Linked DNA regions of Homo sapiens: region 1 is linked to region 2. A link is an interaction called in ENCODE POLR2A ChIA-PET data of the cell type or tissue named here. Cell type or tissue: GM12878. All regions are shown on one strand. Each heading gives the region's core, and the rest is flanking DNA. Links, peaks and the distances in the headings are about the cores only. Region 1 overlaps MICU1 (mitochondrial calcium uptake 1). Region 2 has its middle 12 kb from the start of DDIT4.

The links. Peaks named below come from ENCODE experiments on the same cell type or tissue, not always from the same donor. Only the 100,000 strongest peaks of a DNase experiment are listed, where the experiment ranks them.
Region 1: POLR2A ChIA-PET joins it to region 2 with 10 read pairs; 2 of 35 experiments call an interaction of 5 or more read pairs at or near these places.

The regions. Positions count from the first base shown.
Region 1 is chr10:72,559,724-72,564,723 of GRCh38, reverse strand. It overlaps MICU1 (mitochondrial calcium uptake 1), which reads left to right. Exons shown (of 12, transcript NM_001195518.2): 3 at 1,661-1,829. It also overlaps the pseudogene COX7CP4. Among named protein-coding and RNA genes, the nearest start is that of MICU1, 64 kb to the left of the region's middle. RefSeq lists a silencer at 2,659-2,768. In GM12878, for the core only: no CTCF peak of the experiment used is centred there; DNase peaks (open chromatin) are centred at 1,163 and 2,733; H3K27ac peaks cover 252 bases.
Region 2 is chr10:72,282,480-72,288,961 of GRCh38, reverse strand. No RefSeq gene overlaps it. Among named protein-coding and RNA genes, the nearest start is that of DDIT4, 12 kb to the right of the region's middle. RefSeq lists an enhancer at 1,943-2,443. In GM12878, for the core only: no CTCF peak of the experiment used is centred there; a DNase peak (open chromatin) is centred at 3,514; H3K4me3 peaks cover 438 bases; H3K27ac peaks cover 1,281 bases.

The DNA.
Region 1 (5,000 bases), core at 1-5,000, 280 kb before region 2:
TCTGCCTCACCAATTCCAGGCACCTCAGGTTTTCCAAACTTTGATCTCTGTCACTTTAGTTTAGCAAGATCACTGTATTTGGCTTGGGATCCTCTTTGTGGTCTAGAAAATGTTTCCAGACAGAAATTCTGGGCAATTATAGGCCTCCATTTTTCTTTTCTTTTTTTTTTTTTTTTTTTCTTTTTGAGATGGAGTCTCACTCTGTCACCCAGGCTGGAGTACATTGGTACAATCTCGGCTCACTGCAACCTCTGCCTCCTGGGTTCAAGACATTCTCCTGCCTCAGCTTCTCAAGTAGCTGGGACCAGGCAAGCACCACCACACCCGGCTAACTTTTGTATTTTTAGTAGAGATGGTTTTTTGCCATGTTGGCTAGGCAGGTCTCGAACTCCTGACCTCAAGTGATCCACCCACCTCGGCCTCCCGAAGTGCTGGGATTACAGGTGTGAGTCACCACGCCTGGCCAGGCCACCATTTTCTTAGAGAGTTGCATACTGTGCAGTGTCTGAAAGCAGTCATTTGATATATTTTGTTCAATTTTCTGTATTTTTGCCCTGGTAGGAAGTCAGATCTATTATCGTTTGCTCCATTATGGCTGTAAGCAAAAGTCTTCTTTTTGTATTTCATCAGTTCTGTAATATTTAATTAATTTTAGTATTATATCATTGCAGCAATGGCTTCAACTACCAGAAATACTTATATTATTTTTTAAAAAAGAAATACTTATATTATTTTGGTCCCCTATTTCTTCTTTATTTATGTTCCTTTTTATTGTAGTGAAAGGTGCATAACATAAAACTTACATCTTAACCATTTTTTTCTAAAGACCTTGATATTCCACCCTTTCAGTTACAGTTGGGACAAGGGGAGAATGAGAATGGGAAGAGTTGGAGTGAGATGAAGAACAAGGAGGCGCTCTATGGCTGGAAGTCTAGTACATTTAGTTTTTGTACTGGAAGGGCTCATCGTCTCTGGTTTCAATGGGAAGACGTGTGGATGAGGGCTTCTGTCACATGTCTTCACCATTTTAAAATATGCAGTTCAGTAGTTTAAAGGGTATTCACATCATTGTGAAACAGATCTCCAGAACGTTTTCATCTTGCAAAACTGAAACTCTACTTATTCAAGAGCAACTTCCTTGCTTCCCCTTCCCTCAGCCCCTGGTAACCCCCATTCTACTTTCTGTTTCTGTAAATCTAAATATTCCAGGTAACTCATGTAAGTGAAGTCATACAATATTTGTGGTTTTGTGACTGGTTTATTTCACTTAGCATAACGCCCTCAAGATTCATCCACGTTGTAGCTTGTGACAGGATTTCCTTTCCTTTTAAAGCTGAAAAATATTCCATTATCTGTATATACCACATTTTGTTTATTCATCTGCCAATGGACTTTTGAGTTGTTTCCACCTTTCAGCTATTGTGCATAGTGCTGCTGTGAACATGGATGTGCAAATATTTATTTGAGACCCTTTCATTTCTTTGGGATATATAACCAGAGATCATGTGGAAGTTCTATTTTATATTTTTTGAGGAACTTCTTCATGTAGAATATTTGACAAATTTCATTGCTGTTGCTCTGCTAAGCTGTATCTGTTTGCTTATTTGTCTAGTATGATGGACGTTCAAGATTAATCTAGATTTCTTTTTTGCATATCCAGGGCCCATGCAGAATCTCCACCATGTGTAGACAACCTAAAAAGTGACATCGGTGATAAAGGGAAGAATAAAGATGAAGGGGATGTTTGTAACCATGAGAAAAAGACTGCAGATCTTGCCCCTCACCCAGAAGAGAAAAAGAAGAAACGTTCTGGATTCAGAGACAGAAAAGTATGAAACATAGTCTTATAAGTTGATCAGAAGTATATCTTAAAGTAGAATAATGCAGTTCAATCTTTTTAATCATATGTTTCAGATGGTTCATCTTCACTTTCAAGTTATCACTTCTTTGCTATTTTCTATCATGTTCTAAGCCAAAAGTACTCTTGGAATGTGAGGTTAAAGGAGGTAGTTAAAAGGATCTAGGACCAATAACCATGATTAGCATATTTTTTCTTAGTTCTTTCAGTTCAACTGCCTAAGGTGATTCTTTTTTTCTGGATCTTCCTGATGCTAAATGTTATCATATATGTTAAGTTGAGTCTTTGTGGTATTTCTGATATCGGGTTGTAGAGACAGAATAAAATCTCTTTGGAAACATAACTTCTAGAAGACCAAGTAACTTTGAGGACAGCACAAACTTCAAATGACTATCAAGATTTTATGTAATTAGGCCCCGCATGGTGGCTCATGCCTATAATCCCAGCACTCTGGGAGGCGGAGGTGGGTGGATCACCTGAGGTCAGAAGTTCAAGACCAACCTGGCCAATGTGATGAAACCCTGTCTCTACTAAAAATACAAAAACTAGCCTGGCATGGTGGCATGCACCTGTAGTCCCAGCTACTCAGGAGGCTGAGTCAGGAGAATTGCTTGAACCCGGGAGGTGGAGGTTGCAGTGAGCTGAGATTGTGCCACTGCACTTCAGCCTGGGCGGCAAAGCAAGACTGAGTCTCAAAAAAAAAAAAAAAAAAAAAAAAGATTTTATGTAATTAACACAACCTGCTGTTATGTAGCTTTGCCTCAGCGAAGTTTCAGTTCCACTACAGCAGTTCCTATGATATCAGGTATTTGAGTTCAGCAAACATGAGTGATGAACAATGAAAAGGATGGATTTCTTAGACATTTTGCATGTCAAGGTTAAAATTCAGGGAGTTGCGTTCAGTTGCTAAACTATAGCTAATAATGCAACAAGATAATTTGAGTTATTTCTGCGTTTTGTGTGTTTGTGGTTTGTGTTTGCAAGAAGAGTTCTTTGTAAAATCTGGATCTTCTGTCTGGTTTCATATGTTAGATGAAGTAATTTTTTTATTTTTGGAGACAGAGTCTCCCTCTGTTGCCCAGGCTAGAGTGCAATGGCATGATCTTGGCTCACTGTAACCTCCGCTTCCTGGGTTCAAGCGATTCTCCTGCCTCAGCTTCCCAATAGCTGGGATTACAGGCATGCACCACCATGCCCCGCTAATTTTTGTATTTGTAGGAGAGATGGAGTTTCACCATGTTGGCTAGGCTGGCCTCGAACTCCTGACTTCAGGTGATCCGTCTGCCTCGGCCTGCCAAAGTGCTGGGTTTATAGGCATGAGCCGCCATGCCCAGCCTAGATGAAATTATTAAATGTGTTTTCTCTATACCCAAATCCATTTCTGATAGAGGTGAATTGAACAAAAGTCATGCATCACAAGTCAATTATCAAGTGTCCTTGTTTTTCTGTCAGGATACATTTATTTATTGTTTTGCCCTGAGTGAATTCAAAGAAAGCACAACTTTACTCTGTGCCAGCAGTTTCATCTACAGGCCAGTCACACTTTCCATTTCGTAAAATACAGCTAAAATGTCCCAAATAAACATTTATTTTGAACCTACTTCCATTTTCTACTCCTGCCTTCTGCTCAGCAGATGAGCATATCTCATACTTCATAGAAAAAATTAAAGCTATCTGTGTGATTTACTCAAATTCCAACCCTTATAGTTACAAAATCTATCTAATCTGTATTTGAAATAATTCTTATTTCTTTCACTGAAGTTTCAGAGGAAGAGCTATCTTTTCCCTGTTCAAGGATAATTGTTTTAATGTCTTTCTGTATCTCTAATAATCTATTTCAACACTTATTCTGTCTTCATTCTGTTTTTTTCAGTCATTCTTTGTATATTCATTCTTTTACATAATCTATATAGACATGTTAAGAATTTATCTATAATTTAAGAAATAATAAACCACATTTTTATGCCATAAGTTTTGTGTTTTGTTTGTTTGTTTTGAGATGGAGTCTCGGTCTGTCGCCCAGGCTGGAGTGTAGTGGTGTGATCTAGGCTCACTGCAACCTCTGCCTCCTGGATTCAAACGATTCTCATGCCTCAGCCTCCTGAGTAGCTGGAATTACAGATGCCTGCCACCATGTCTGGCTAACTTTTGCATTTTCAGTAGAAACGGGGTTTCACCATGTTAGCCAGACTGGTCTCGAACTCCTGAGCTCAGGTGATCCGCCCACCTTGGCCTCCCAAAGTGTTGGGATTATAGGCATGAGCCACTGTGCCTGGCTTATGTCATAAGTTTATTTAAAACATATCTATTATCCTATGTAAATTCAAGGGTTTGATTTATTTTTCAGAGATTGCACCTCTTAAAATGCTCTTCATATCTGTTTCATGGATGAATTAAACATCCTTGTTTCTTAAGCAGTTGGTGTCTTACTATAAAGAAATGTGCATAAAATCCAGATCCAAAGTGCAAAGTCATTATAATTAGTAACCACCACTTATTTTCTACTGAAAATAGCATGTTCTTCCCTTAGCCCTCTTTATAGTGCCTCATGCCTCCTGTAGACCACAGAGGTTGTGAACCTCTGGATGCCCTGTTCCAACATGGTGCTATTGGAAGTTCAGTGAGAGGTGCATAGACTGAAGGCAGGAGAGATGGCAGCACCACACCAAGTCCTCCTTAAACTGCATTTTTTAATCCCCTTTTTCTTCTCCATTTTGATCATGTATTTTTCTCTTGCTACTTTCCCATTCATTTTTTTCCCTCTGGTCTGGTCCTGTGATGTCTACATCAGCAGTCCCCAACCTTTTTGGCACCAGGGACTGGTTTTGTGGAAGACAGTTTTCCTGCAGACCAGAGTGGGAGGGGATGGTTTGAGGAGAAACCGTTCCACCGCAGATCATCAGGCATTAGATTCTCATAACGCACACAACCTAAATCCCTTGCATGTGCAGTTCACAATCGGGTTCATGCTCCTATGAGAATCTAATGTTGCCGCAGATCTGACAGGAGGCAGAGCTTAGTCGGTCATGTTCCACTGCTGCTTACCTCCTGCTATGCAGCCTGGTTCCTAACAGGCCCCGGACCAGTACCAGTCCACGGCCCAGGGCTGGGGTCCCTTGCTCTACATGTTGTCCTTCACATT
Region 2 (6,482 bases), core at 836-5,835:
CATGCCTCAGCTTCCCGAGTAGCTGGGATTACAGGTGCCTGCTACCACGCCGAGCTAATTTTTGTATTTTTGGTAGAGATGGGGTTTCACCATGTTGGCCAGGCTGATCTTGAACTCCTGACTTCAGCGATCTGCCCGCCCTGGCCTCCCAAAGTTCTGGGATTACAGGCATGAGTCACCGCACCCAGCCCTGTATTATATTTCTATTGGACACTGCTAGCCCGGAGGTCAAATGTGGAGGTTCGCCGCGCACGGTGGTTCACGCCTGTAATCCCAGCACTTTGGGAAGCTGAGGTGGACAGATCACCTTAGGTCAGGAGTTCAAGACCAGCCTGGCCAATATGGTGAAACCCCATTTCTAATAAAAATACAAAAAAAATTAGCCGGATGTGGTGGTGTGCACCTGTAGTCCCAACTACTAGGGAGGCTGAGGCAGGAGAATTGCTTGAACCTGGGAGGTGGAGGTTGCAGTGAGCCAAGATCAGGCCACTGCACTCCAGCCTAGGCAGTAAAGTGAGACTCCGTCTTAAAAAAAAAAAAAAAACAGGCCGGGCGCGGTGGCTCACGCCTGTAATCCCAGCACTTTGGGAGGCCGAGGCGGGTGGATCATGAGGTCAGGAGATCGAGACCATCCTGGCTAACAAGGTGAAACCCCATCTCTACTAAAAATACAAAAAATTAGCCAGGCGCGGTGGCGGGCGCCTGTAGTCCCAGCTACTCGGGAGGCTGAGGCAGGACAATGGCGTGAACCCGGGAAGCGGAACTTGCAGTGAGCCGAGATTGCGCCACTGCAGTCCGCAGTCCGGCCTGGGCGACAGAGCGAGACTCCGTCTCAAAAAACAAACAAAAAAAACAAGTGGAGGTTCGAATCCTGTCTCTGTGTGTCCTTGAGCAACTTCACAAACCTCTCTTGGCCTCAGTTTCCTCACCTATAAAACAGGTGGCACCTTTCCCATACAGTTGCTCAGAGGAATGAATGAGATAATGTTTGTAAGGCACTTAGCACAGTGCCTGGCATATAGTAGGTGCTCAGAAAAAAAAAAAATATATATATATATATAGTTATTATAGACTTCCTTTCACCAAGACATTCCAAAGTACAGATCAGTGAATCTCAGCAATATTTACTGAGGCTGGATGCGGTGGCTCACACCTGCAATCCCAACACTTTGGGAAGCGAAGGTGAGAGGATTGCTTGAAACCAAGAGTTTGAGACCAGCCTGGGCAACAAAGTGAGACTCCCATCTCTACGAATAACAATAAGAACAATAAAACATTAGCTAGGTGTGGTGGTGCATGCCTGTGGTCCCAGCTACTTGGGAGGCTGAAGTGGGAGGATCACTTCAGCCTGGGAGGTTGAGGCTGCAGTGAGCTGTGTTTGTGCCACTGCACTACAGCTTGGGTGACAGAGCAAGAAAAAATAAAAACAAACAAACAAAAATGACTGAGCTAGCTGTGTGCCAGGCCCTTGAAACAAGCCCAGCAATACCTCTGCTCTCATGGAACTCCCATCCTGTAGAAGGGAGGTGGCCACTGAACAAAGACACAGGCTAACTTCTGGTGGTGTTAAGGGCTGTGGGGGAAAATGTATGCGGAGCTGTGCTAGAGGATGGTTGCTTTTGCAGGGGTGGCCAGGGCATGCTGCCTTGTGGAGCAGGGGACAGTGAGCTAAATCTGATCCTCTAGTAGCTGGCCAGGGGATGCTCTGAGGGAAGAGTGTTCCCTGCAGTGGGACAGGCAAGTGCAGAGGCCACAGCACCAGCCCCTGCAACGGCTGCCTGTTTTCTGTATTCCGCAATCGGCTTCACCATACTTTCCATTTCTTGGATCCAACTCTCTCCTGGCCACTGCACTGTCCCTGTGTGCATGACAACCTTTGTAAAGCTGGTCCACGTTATTTTCTTCCTCATCTGTTCTTTTTTTTTTTTTTTTTTCTGAGGTGGAGTCTTGCTCTGTCACCTCTGTCACCCAGGCTGGGGTGCAGTGATGCTATCTGGGCTCACTGCAACCTCTGCCTCCCGGGTTCAAGTGATTCTCCTGCGTCAGCCTCCCAAGTAGCCAGGATTACAGGTGTGCGCCACCACGCCTAATTTTTATATTCTCAGTAGAGACAGGGTTTCATCGTGTTGGCCAGGCTGGTCTTGAACTCCTGACCTCAGGTGATCCACCTGCCTCAGCCTCCCAAAGTGCTGGGATTACAAACGTGAGCCACCGCGCCCGGCCCTCGTCTGTTCTGCACTCTCCTGTCTGCCTAGCAAGTCTCCGCCCTTCTTTGCCCCTCCAACTCTGGTCCCTTATTCTAGGAAGTTGCCCCTGGTCGTTCCTGTTTCCCCTGGTCTCTCTCTGGGGCTCTTCTAGACTGAATGCTTGATTCAGCACCACCCTGCCTCCAGCCCCACTTCATCTTTCTAGATCAGTTGTGGCTCCTCAACAAACTTGCCCCTTTCCTAGGGCAAGAACCAGAACATTCCTCCTAGCACTGAGTTGAGCCATTCAATAAAACCTACGGATTGCCAGTGCTTGGCTCTGGGGAAACCGAGAGGCATGTCTGCCCAGGCAGAATGGAAAATCCCCCGATGGGGGAAGGGCCGTGGAAATTTCTTCTTAACGTTCTCCTTCCAGATTTGGACATGCCCCAGAAAGCAGTCAAGCATTTGCTCAGTGACCTGCAAGAAGGCTCTGTTCTTCCCACCCTGAGCCCCGTGCGCCGCCCCAGGCTTGAACCCAGGGAGGGCGACCGGGTGGGGCTGGAGGAAAACAGCAGCAGTGGCGGCTGGCAGCTGAGCTTTGCCTCATAGAATCTCTCTTAGGTGTCATCCAGTCCCATCCCCTCAGTTCAAAGATGAAGAAACAAGGTCAGTGGAAAAATGAGGCAAAACCACAGGTCTCACCGTTCCCAGTCCAAGCTCTCTCTGTTGCCCCATGTTGCTCGATTTCCTCATCTGTAAAATGGGAATAATAATAGTAGCTATTTTGTAGTCGGTGATAGGTAAAGTGAGTTGAAGATGCGAAAGAGTCCATAAATATGGGCTATTTATCCTCTCCAGTCCTGAGCCTGCCCTTTCTTGCAGCCCCATGGTACAATATGCAGTTCTCAACCCTCTCCTCTGACTTCCTAGAACATCCTAGAATACTAGAAATCCAGAGCTCTCATCTGGCCCCTCACCACTTACCACCTTGTAGGAGTGGGTGCAGCAGGACTTGCCTGTTGAGGTATTTGGAGTGGGACTGGGGTGTAACAGGGCATGAAAGTGCTTGGAAGTATTGTGCACTGGTGGTGGGAATGTAAAATGGTGCAACCGTTATGGAAAATAGTATGGCAGTTTCTCAAACGATGAAAAATCAAATTACCATATGATCTAACAATTCTACTTCTGAGTCTACACCTAAAAGAAGTGGCAGCAGGGACTTGGCGAGATAACTATACACCCATGTTCATAGCAGCACTCTTCACAATAGCCAAAGGATGGGAGCAACCCAGGTGTCTGTGACAGATGAATGGATAAGCAAAATGTGGTGTGTGCATACAACAGAGTACTATGCAGACCGAGAAAGGAAGGAAATGCTGTCACGTGCTACAACATGCATGAACCATAAGGATATTATGCAAAGTGAAATAGGTCAGTCACAAAAAGACAAATACTACATAGTGGCCAGGCACGGTGGCTCACACCTGTATTCCCAGCACTTTGGGAGGCCGAGGCGGGTGGATCACAAGGTCAGGAGTTCAAGACCAGCCTGGTCAACATAGTGAAACCCCATTTCTACTAAAAAAATACAAAAATTAGCTGGGCATGGTGGCATGTGCCTGTAATCTCAGCTACTCGAGAGGCTGAGGCAGTAGAATTGCTTGAACCCGGGAGGCAGAGGTTGCAGTGAGCCGAGATCATGCCACTGCACTCCAGCCTAGGCAACAGAGCAAGACTCCGTCTCAAAAAAAGAAAAAAAAAAAAAGTCACAGCCAGGCGCAGTGGCTCATGCCTGTAATCCCAGCAACTTTGGGAGGCCGAAGCCGGCGGATCACTTGAGATCAGGAGTTCAAGACCGGCCTGACCAACATGGTGACTCCTCATCTCTACTAAAAAATACAAAAATTAGCTGGGTGTGGTGGCGGGCGCCTGTAATCCCAGCTACTCGGGAGGCTGAGGCAGGAGAATTGCTTGAACCTGGGAGGCGGAGGTTGCGGTGAGCTAAGATTGTGCCATTGCACTCCAGCCTGGGCAACAAGAGTGAAACTCCATCTCAAAAAATAAAAAATAAAATAAAATAAAAAAGACCAATACTACATAGTTCCAGTTATATGAGGTACCTAGAGGAGTCAAATTTCTAGAGACAGAAATTAGAATGTTGGTTGCCACGGGAGGAGGAAATAAGTTGTTTAACGGGTACATAGTTTCAATTGTAGAAGAGGGAAAATGTTCTGGAGATTGGTTGTACAATGATGTAAATATACTTAACACTACTAAATCATATGCTCAAAATGGGTCAGATGGCAAAATTTTTATTATGTGTATTTTACCACAATAGTAGTAATAATAATAATAATAAAGTGCTTGGGCTGGGCGCAGTGGCTCACAACTGTAATTCCAGCACTTTGGGAGGCCGAGGAAGGCAGATCACCTGAGGTCAGGAGTTTGAGACCAGCCTGGCCAACATGGTGAAACCCCAACTCTACTAAAAATACAAAAATTAGCCTGGTGTGGTGGCGGGTGCCTGTAACCCCAGCTACTTGGGAGGCTGAGGCAGCAGAATCACTTGAACCCAGGAGGCGGAGGTTGCAGTGAGTCGAGATCATGCCACTGCACTCCAGCCTAGGAGACAAGAGTGAAATTCTGTCTCAAAAAATAATAATAATAATAATAAAATGCTTGAAAGTAGCCCAAATGGGCCTCTCCAGGAGATGTTGGACTTGAGCTATCATGGTCTTTCTTATCCTTCCCACCTTCCACAAGTGTTCTTTTAGCATTTTCTATAAGCCAGACACAAGGCTAGGCACACGAAAATTGACATTCTATTGGCCAAGACAGAGAATAAATAAAATTTGAGCCAAAGTGATCATAGCTTCTTTTTGCTTTCCTTTTCTTAGTGAAATTTTACCATATTTACACTAAACGAAACCATAATTATGGAGCTATAATTTACTTTTTAAACTTCCAGAGCTTTTTTTTTTTTTTTTTTTTTTGAGACAGAGTTTCACTCTTGTTGCCCAGGCTGCAGTGCAATGGCCCCATCTTGGCTCACTGCAACCTCTGCCTCCCAGGTTCAAGCAATTCTCCTGCCTCAGCCTCCCGAGTAGCTGGGATTACAGGTGCATGCCACCGTGCCTGGCTAATTTTTGTATTTTTAGTAGAGATGGGGTTTCATCGTATTGGTCAGGCTGGTCTCAAACTCCTGAACTCAGGTGATCCGCCCACCTTGGCCTCCCAAAGTGCTGGGATTACAGGCATGAGCCACTGTGCCCGGCCCAGAGCTTACTTTATATGCTTTTTTGGGAGTGTTAATTTTTTTTTAATTGAGGTATAATTTGCATGTAGCAAAATGCACCCTTTTTTAGATGTACAATTCCATGAATTTTGACAAATGTATATTTAAAAAACTTTATTGATATAATTTACGTATCACAAATTTCAGTGGATTTTAGTATGTTCAGACTTCTGCATCCATCACCACAATCTGTCTTAGAATATTTTCATCACCCCAAAAAGTAACTTGAGACCCATTAGCCGTCACCCACTCTTTTCCTCAAACTCCCAGCCCTAGGCAACCACTAACCTACTTTCTGTCTCTCTGGATTTTCATATTCTGGACATTTCATATAAATGGAAACATACAATATGTCATCTTTTGTGACATGCATCTTTCATTTAGCGTAATGTTTTGGAAGCTCATCCATGTTGTAGCATGTATCAGAACTGCGTTTCTTTTTATTGCCAAATAATGTTCCATTGTGTGGCTATGCTACACTTTGTTTTGTCTGTTGATGGACATTTGGGTTGTTTCCACTTTTTGGCTATTATGAATAATACTGCTATGAACATTTGTGTACAAGTTTTTTTGCATAGACATACATTTTCATTTATCTTGAATGTATACCTAGAAGTGAAATTGCTAGGTCCTACGGTAACTCTATGGTTAGCATTTTGAGGAACTGCCAAACTGTCTTTTTTTTTTTTTTTTTTTTTGAGATGGAGTCTCGCTTTGTCACCCAGGCTGGAGTACAATGGCAAGATCCCAGCTAACTGCAATCTCCACCTCCCTACAACTTCCACCTACCGGGTTCAAGAAATTATCTTGCCTCAGCTTCCTGAGTAGCTGGGATTACAGGTGCCTGCCTCCACACCGGGCTAATTTTTGTATTTGTATTAGAGACGGGGTTTCACCATGCTGGCCAGGCTGGTCTCCAACTCCCAACCTCAGGCAATCCACCTGCCTCAGCCTCCCAAAGTGCTGGGATTATAGGCGTGAGCCAGTGTGCCTGGTCG